Linked DNA regions of Homo sapiens: region 2 is linked to region 1. A link is an interaction called in ENCODE POLR2A ChIA-PET data of the cell type or tissue named here. Cell type or tissue: MCF 10A. All regions are shown on one strand. Links, peaks and the distances in the headings refer to the core of each region. The heading gives the core; the rest is flanking DNA.

The links. ChIA-PET counts read pairs that join two places held together with the same protein. Peaks named below come from ENCODE experiments on the same cell type or tissue, not always from the same donor. Only the 100,000 strongest peaks of a DNase experiment are listed, where the experiment ranks them.
Region 2: POLR2A ChIA-PET joins it to region 1 with 5 read pairs; 1 of 35 experiments calls an interaction of 5 or more read pairs at or near these places.

Annotation. Positions count from the first base shown.
Region 1 is chr4:170,825,655-170,830,068 of GRCh38, reverse strand. No RefSeq gene overlaps it. Among named protein-coding and RNA genes, the nearest start is that of LINC02382, 84 kb to the right of the region's middle. In MCF 10A, for the core only: no CTCF peak of the experiment used is centred there; a DNase peak (open chromatin) is centred at 1,998.
Region 2 is chr4:170,597,430-170,601,843 of GRCh38, reverse strand. No RefSeq gene overlaps it. Among named protein-coding and RNA genes, the nearest start is that of LINC02382, 140 kb to the left of the region's middle. In MCF 10A, for the core only: no CTCF peak of the experiment used is centred there; a DNase peak (open chromatin) is centred at 1,763.

The DNA of each region.
Region 1 (4,414 bases), core at 117-4,116:
GATGCTCTCAAGTGTTGGTTTTTTGTTTGTTGTTGTTGTTGTTTGCCTTATTATGATTCAGAGTCTTGAATTGACCGATTTGATGCCTTTGGCAGGAGGATTGGTAGAACTGAGTTTTTCTATCAAGAGGCAAATGCTAGCAACAGTTGATGTTCAATGCATAGACCCATTAACTCATTGGGGGCTGCAAAATGGTAATAGTCTATCTTTTATTATTATTGATTAGCTGGAATACACTTATAACAAGATGTTTTTTCTCACTCTGTTTACTAAATAGTACAGTTAATATATGAAGACCAATATACCTGCTTGATTCTCTATTTAAAAAAAGTATCAACATATTGATCACCAACCTCCCAAGTTGACTAGTTTTTTTTTTTCATGTGATTATGCATTCACAGATTTAAACACATTTGATGGGTTTCAAGCCATTATAATTCTAAACCCCATTGAAGATAAAATTCCCCCATCACTGGCGACTGGGAGATTCTTAAAGTAGGTTGCTGAGTCCTTTTGACTTGATTCTGGTAATAATTATTAGCTTTCTTCCTTTCCAATGTGATAAGAAATTCCACGCTAATTTTGCATATTTCTTACCTCAGACCTGAAATTGCTATTTCCACAGGAAAGCTTCATTTCTTTTAGTGAGAAATGTTCATCTCAAGATCACAATTTAGGCTTAGCAATTTCATTGCTGCTACGTTGTATATTGTTTCTAGGGCTTTCCAGTGGGCAGAACTAGAAAATATACACTACACATTTTTAATGATAAATTACCATATAAATTCACACTGACTTTTCTAATTCAAATTCAAATCTATCATATTTTAAACATAATCTTATGTTACATTTTGTCTCTTTCTTCCATAAGAACCCCCATTCTCATGAATACAAGGAATGAAAGAATTAGAATATCTTCTAATCACTCATTTGCTTTAACCCACAGTACACACACATCAGTTTCAGGATCACAATACTTACACTACCACAATCAATTATAATTACTAAACACAGAAAGAGTTCTGTGTATATTCTATTCCCATTCTCACCCATTCATTCATTAATGGTGGTACTATATTTACATTGTCAAAGAATGTAACCATCTCTGCATTCTCTTCCTTTTAACTTTTATCTTGTTCTACTAATAACTATATACTTAATACTATCAGTTATTTTTATTGATCTCACTCGAGTATTTTGGTTGAATGGAACTCATTCTTTCAGAGATACTTCAAGAAGGACTCCTGGAAAATGTTTTCCTGAGAAAACATGTCAATAACTGTTTTCTGTGTCCTTTACACTAGATTGCTGGATGTAAAATTCTTGGCTTACATTGTATTTTGTTGAGCAGTCCAATTTCCTGTGACTTAAAGTAGTACTATCTAAAAGTCTAATAGTTACCAATTTTCTTTCATTCTCTATAAGGTATGTGCCTTGGTTGCCTGGATGCCTAAAGAGAGAATTATGTTTCTGTTTATTTTTAAAGTTCAGTAGTTGTCCTAGGGTATATTTGATGATGGTTATTCTGGCTTAATACTCTCAGACACATGGTGTGCTCTTAGAGTTCCTAGTTTCTTTTTTTTCTTATATTCTTGAAAATTATTGTTTAGAATTTATTTTTTCATTTTTTTTTAAATTTCAAGACTCTTAGTAATTATATAAAGGCTCTTCTTTTTCTGTCTTCAATATGTCCTTTTTCTCAGATCCTTATCTCTTTGTTTCAATTATTTCAAATTTATTTTTGTTGTCTTCTATTTATCTTAGAGCTGTATGTATTGTATCTGTTTACTTTTATAATTCTTTAGCTTCAATTTCCAGTATTTATCTTTCACTTATAATTCTTTCTTGGTTCTGCCATCTTATTTCTGAGTTTTTCACATTCTTATTTTTGTGTTTTCATGTCTTTTATTACTTAATCAAAGTGCTTTAGATTATTTTGCAATAGTTTTATTAGGCTTGCTCAGGTCAAGTGAAAGGCGTTCCTCAAATGTTCTGAGGTACCAAGCTGACTCAACATGGAATGTAAGAATATGACTAAGGCAAAACTCTAGTTAATAAGAAATACATAATTTTTACTGTGGTCCAGGTATTATAATGATTATAATGCCGTTCAACATGATCCTCTGCCCACCATTTCCTGCAATTTGTTTTTGGGTACAGAGATGTTTTAAATATCAAACTAATCTTTGTAACAACTCAGTATGGCATGTTCAATTATTACCCCTGTTTCACATATAAAGAAACTAAGAGCAAGGTTAAACAGCGTGCTATAAATCACAGATCTAGTAGAGCTATCAAGATTTGCTATGTGTAATGTGCTTCCAGATGAAGATCATGTTCTTAGTGATTAAGTCTGAGTGTACAAGTAGCAGACAGGGCCATTTTCTACAAAGCAGACAAAATATGTAACCAAGCCTTCTTAAGGTCCTCTTACCTCAAATTCAGATTCTTTTCACAACTAAGACTAGAACCAAAAAAATAAAAAATCTGATAACTACAATTTTAGAAAGTAGAAACACAAAGGTCAAGGAACCAGGCAGCCTGAAGTCTTAAAGTAAACTTTTTTAACTGGAAAATCTAAAAGTACCCATTCCACTTGAGAAACTAAGCGACTGTCTTTCTCTTCAGACACTGAGATATTAAACTAATCTGCATGCAATACTCATTCACTTTATAGGTGCTTTTGCGGTCAACATATTAACATTGAGCAATTGACAACATTGCCTAACTGCCTTAGCTTAAAAATAATTATAATAACAATCAATTAGGATTTTGACAATTGCCTTGTGAAGGGTCATTCTCTGAATACATCAAGCAGAATATGCTAAAGAAAATTTGAACAATATTTTTGAATAGATATTAATGATAGTTAAAAATTAAACAAATTAATGTATTAATTTGTTTAGAGACAGTGTCTCACTCTGTAACCCAGCCTGGAGTTCAGTGGCATGATCATAGCTTACTGCAGTCTTGAACTCCTGGGCACAAATGATCCTCCCACCTTAGCTTCCTAAATAGCTGGGACTATAGGTGTATGGCACCACGCCTGGCTAATATTTTTCTTTTTTGTAGAAATGGGGCCTGGCAGAAATTTAAATTGATTCCGTGTTATGAGGTATTTGCAATTTTGAGATTACATATGATCACAAAAGAATCAATCAATCGCAAAAGAATACTTGAGTGATTGATGCTTTTTTATGTAAATATTATTTATCCACTCAGGGTAAAATTGCATTAAATAAATCATCAGTAACCTATATCTCACAGCGATTTGAGATATTGTTTTTATGTAAGATATGAGTAGGTGAAGTTTAAGATACGAGTTTACTATATGCCTTGCCAAACCAGGCATACAACTCTTCATGTTTGCTTTTAACCATTACATTTTCAAAAGCATTCACTTCTGCTATAGACTGAATTATGTCTACCCAAAATTCGTATGTTGAAACCTTAACCCCCAATGTAATGGTGTTTGGAGATGGAATCTGTGGGAGATAATTAGATTTATATGGAGTCATGAGGGAGGGGTACTCATGACAAGATTAGTCCTCTTATGAAAAGAGATGGTAGAGTTTGCAGTCTCTGTCTCTGCTATGTGAGGACACAGTGAGAAGGTGGCAGCATGCAAGCAAGGAAGTCAGCTCTCACAACAACCCAACCGTTATTGCAACTTAATCTCAGACTTCCAACCTCCAGAACCGTGATATGATAAATTTCTGTTGTTTAAGCCACTGAGTCTATGGTATTTTGTTATGGCAGCCTAAGATGACTAAGGCACAGTATCATTTCCAATTTTGGCAAACGTTTCAGTCTTTGTATTATAATTAGAGCTGTTTTCTTTTTTCAGATTTTTCACAATAGATTACCTCTTCACTTATATTACATTTTATTTGTGATGTCTCAGAAATGCAACCTCAGCTCTGTCTGAATTTTGTGACTATCAGATAATGTTAAAATATCACCATATATGATATAGCAATGAAAACCACAAGGGAAAAATTGAAAACATAATTACATGCTCTCTCAAAAAATGTGCATCTTACATTATGGTAATTATTTTACATTGTCCCTTGACCAGAATTTCAACAATGTGTTGTTTTACCTTTTAATTTAAAATTATTCTTCAACAGCCTTAACATAAAACAACATATCTACTAAAAATTTATTTTTAAATGAATTAGTTTACTATACTACTTGATAATTTTTGAATTTCAAAAATAGTTTACTATTAATTGCCTCAACACTACCTTGGGTTGAATACTAACAGAAGCTAAGTAGTTAAATTCAAAAAATAGAATGGAAATACATTACCTTAGTTCATTCAAGAAGAAATATATTGATGAAAACAAAATCCAGTTACTTCAAGATAGTAGAGGAAAAATACATGTCTTTCAATATTTTTAAAAAAGAATTT
Region 2 (4,414 bases), core at 156-4,155, 230 kb after region 1:
ACTCTTGTGTGAATACATCTCTTAAAGCAAATAGCATATGTTGCTTTACAGAATCGTTTTGCATAAATATGTTATTTTCATCCAACAGTCAATAAATTCACTTCCTTAAAGCAACATTCCACCTCAGAATGATCCACTTTCTGCCAATATGAATATTTATTATAATAAGTATATGAATGAACTCTCAAAGATTAATTTTAAGTCTCAGGCAATTGCTGCATCACATTCAAACACGTATGATAAATGTGTGAAGCAAAATAACTTTCAACATCCACAGAGAGCAGTTTCAACAAGGCCAACAGGCTTTATTGGAAAGTAAATCTGTACTTAGGTGAGGCGTAAGTCAGAAGGTAAGCATTTTAAGAATGTTTCAAATCAGTGCCATGTCCCCACTAAGGTAAATTTTTTTGTTTTCTATCGTGTTTTAGAAGAAAACAAACTAATCCTAGAAATGCCTGCATGAGATCATCTTCTATAATGGCAAGCTAGGAAATTGGAACTAACTCTTTGAAAGCAAACTGAAATTGTTGGATAAAATTTAAAAAATCACCTCAAAGACATTAAGAAGCTAAAAAAATAAGGTATTACTAGTCAGAAGGGAAGAACTGAATTACCAGAACTGAAGGGCAAGTTTGAAGGCAGAGGAAAAAGTGGCACAAAAGCTCTTTTTATTTGAAGTTCTTGTCACTCTTTGAACTTCGAACTTCGGTTAGAGGGGGCATATGAAATGAGAGGAGGAGCAATCAAATTTCAGAGTCCACTCAAGATACAGGCATCTGATAGGACATTCTCCCCACATTAATCTGAGGCCATAGTGGCTGCACCCTCAAGACAAGTTTGCCATACAAGTCAAGATTTTCCACCCACATTAACATCATCTGAGAGGCCCAAAAAACTCAAGACGTGAATTTAACCACGTCCCAGATACTCTAGACACTTAATAAACTTTGAACATCTTCTTTAAAGCAGCAATTCTCAAACTGGAACATAAATCAGACTCATGTGGAGCGTTTATTAAAACAGATTGCTGGACCTCAACCCCAGACTTTCTAATTATTTTGTCTAGGATGAGTCCTAAGAATTTATATTTCTAACAAATTCTCAGGTGATGCTGATGTTGCTGGTCCAGGGACCACACTTTGAGAACCATGGCTGTTAATGACCATATCTTTATCCTAAGTTATTTCCCCAAGAAAAAAAAATTGCAAGGATATTGAGGATCATATGATAAAGGAAAAACAAGCACACAAGAACACAGGTATCATGAGCAAAAATGTCAAACACAGAGCTGCAACGATTTCAGATACTGGAATCATCAGTCACAGATGATAAAACCATTATGCTGATTTTAACCACTACAGTTAAAGAAATTAAAGACAAGTTTAAAAAAACTTTAGAAAATAGAAATTGTAAAAAAAATGACAACAGATTTGAAAAAAATAGCAAATAGACATCTAGAAATTAAAAATATACTATTTAAACCAATGGGATTCACAACAGATTAGATGAAGCTGAAGAGAGAATTAATAAACTGTTATGTAGGTCGGTAAAGGAATTCAGGTCAGACATCAGCGATCTAGAGTCTGCAGTCAAAAATCTGGCCCACTGCTTGGTTTTGCAAGTAAAGCTTTATTGGAACACAGCAATGCTCATTCATCTACGTCTTGCTTATGGCTTCCATATCCTGAACTGGGGTCAGGAGAGTGCGATAGCCAGGAGGCAAGATGTAAGGAGATACTCACTCTCACATTCATACAAGTCCCTGCAAGTGCCAGTTTGGCACATGCACAACCCTGTGAGTAACTGTGTTCTTAAAATTAATGCCTTACGCACCTTTCTGCCCTACCCTAATCTTGGCCTTGGAAGGGAGATGAGAGGAACTTCAAAGTGATCAATTTATAAGGCTCTTCATTTTTGCTATAATACTTATGATTTGTGCACTTTTTTGTGTACATGTGTTAATGTGTTAGATTTCAATTTTTTAAAGAAATGCTTTTCAAAATCAGGACAAAGAATGAATAGTAATAAAAATTAGAAACATTTTGAACTCAAAAATAATAAAAGTTGCATTTACAAAATAAGTGGGCTGAAGCTAAGACAATGTTTTAATGCATATGTTTTAAAAGTAGAAAGACAAATAAAAGTGAACTAAGCGTCTACGTTAAAGAACAGCATATTCAATAATGTAGCTATTGTATTATAGGGTATAAAACCTTCAGAAAATTGGGCCTGTATGTTCCAAGTCACATGCACAAGAATGTCTATAGCAACAAAATTTACGTTATATAACTATAAAAATGATTGAATTACAGATAAATATGTGAGTGAATCTCAAAAAAAAAATAATGTGTACAAAAGAAACAAGGTGAAGGGCTTGATCTTGGAGTTCCCAGACTTCATAATTGTGAACGATAATGTCTGTTGCGTATAAGCCACCTAATCTATGGAATTTTGTTATACTAGCCCAAGCCTATTAAGATAATAATATAACAAAAGCTCATGTACCACTCACTCAGGTGCAACATCTATCAATATTTTTCATGTCTAGGCTTACTCACTCTCCTCTAATTCTTTTCCTGGAGATTTTAAAATAAAGCCCATATATCTTGTCATTTTACCTGTGAATACATCTACATTCTACTTTAGAAAATAAAAGCAAATTTTTAACATAACCATCATGCTACTATTTTCATACCAAATAAAAGTAGTACTAATTTTTTAATATCGTCATTATATGCCCAACTGTTCTTGATTCTGTCAACAATCATTATTATAGTTGTTTTCTTTGAACCAGGATCTAAATAAGGTCTACACATTGCATTTGATCATGAATTCTTTTAAGTCTTCTTTGTTTTTTAGCAGCCTTCTTTATCTATCTATTTATTTATTTATTCATTTAATATCATTGATTTATTGAAAAAACAAGGTCATTTGCCCTATAGAATGCCTTACATGACAGATTTCACTGATTGCTTCCTTGGAGTGTTGATCATTTTTTTTCTTTAACTGCATTTTATATTTTTGGAAGTATTCAAATATTAACTTCTAATCTTCATGTAATAGTGTCTATATGCAGAAAGCAGTGCTTTTGTATGGCAGCATCAACCTGCAGAGTACACGTGAAAACTCAATTAATATTAAAAAAGATAAAAAAGTTTACTTTTAAAAACATTCATTCAGTTGACAATAGTAAGGCTCAAACCATCGATTTGATGCAATAATAATTGCTTCACCATAAATCTAAATCTAATTATAGAAAAGACTTAAAAATTAATGGACTCTTAACTCATTATTTTTAAGTTAATAAACTCTTTTCCAATTAACTATCATTTCTAAACTTTAAGTCAGTCTTCTCTGTGCACTCAGAAAAATCTCATTTGCAGCAAAAACATCGTATTTTATAGGGCAGAGTTTCTGATTTGTGGACAAATTAATGTGTCTTTACTGCATAAATGGGATACCCATTTTAAATAAATTGAGAAACAGTATTACCACAAGTTTTTAAATAATAAAATTTTATATCAGTGAGAGAGTTTGAAAATTTTCATTAACTTATTTATCAGAGGACTGATGATAAATATTGTGAGTTATGGACAGGTCCCATATCCAGCTGACTACTTCATTTACTCTTTTTTTTTATTATACTTTAAGTTTTAGGGTACATGTACACAACGTGCAGGTTTGTTACATATGTATACATGTGCCATGTTGATGTGCTGCACCCATTAAATAGTCATTTACATTAGATATATCTCCTAATGTTATCCCTCTCCCCTCCCCCCACCCCACAACAGGCCCTGGTGTGTGATGTTCCCCTTCCTGTGTCCAAGTGTTCTCTTGTTCAGTTCCCACGTATGAGTGAGAACCTGCAGTGTTTGGTTTTTTGTCCTTGCGATAGTTTGCTGAGAATGATGGTTTCCAGCTTCATCCATGTCCCTACAAAGGACATGAACTCATCATTTTGTATGGCTGCATAGTATTCCATGGTGTGTATATGTGCCACATTTTCTTAATCCAGTCTATCGTTGTTGGACATTTGGGTTGGTTCCAAGTCTTCGATATTGTGAATAGTGCCGCAATAAACATACGTGTGCATGTGTCTTTATAGCAGCATGATTTATAATCCTTTGGGTATATACCCAGTAATTGGATGGCTGGGTCAAATGGTATTTCTAGTTCTAGATCCCTGAGGAATCGTCACACTGACTTCCACAATGGTTGAACTAGTTTACAGTCCCACCAACAGTGTAAAAGTGTTCCTATTTCTTCACATCCTCTCCAGCACCTGTTGTTTCCTGACTTTTTAATGATCGCCGTTCTAACTGGTGTGAGATGGTATCTCATTGTGGTTTTGATTTGCATTTCTCTGATGGCCAGTGATGATGAGCATTTTTTCATGTGTCTCTTGGCTGCA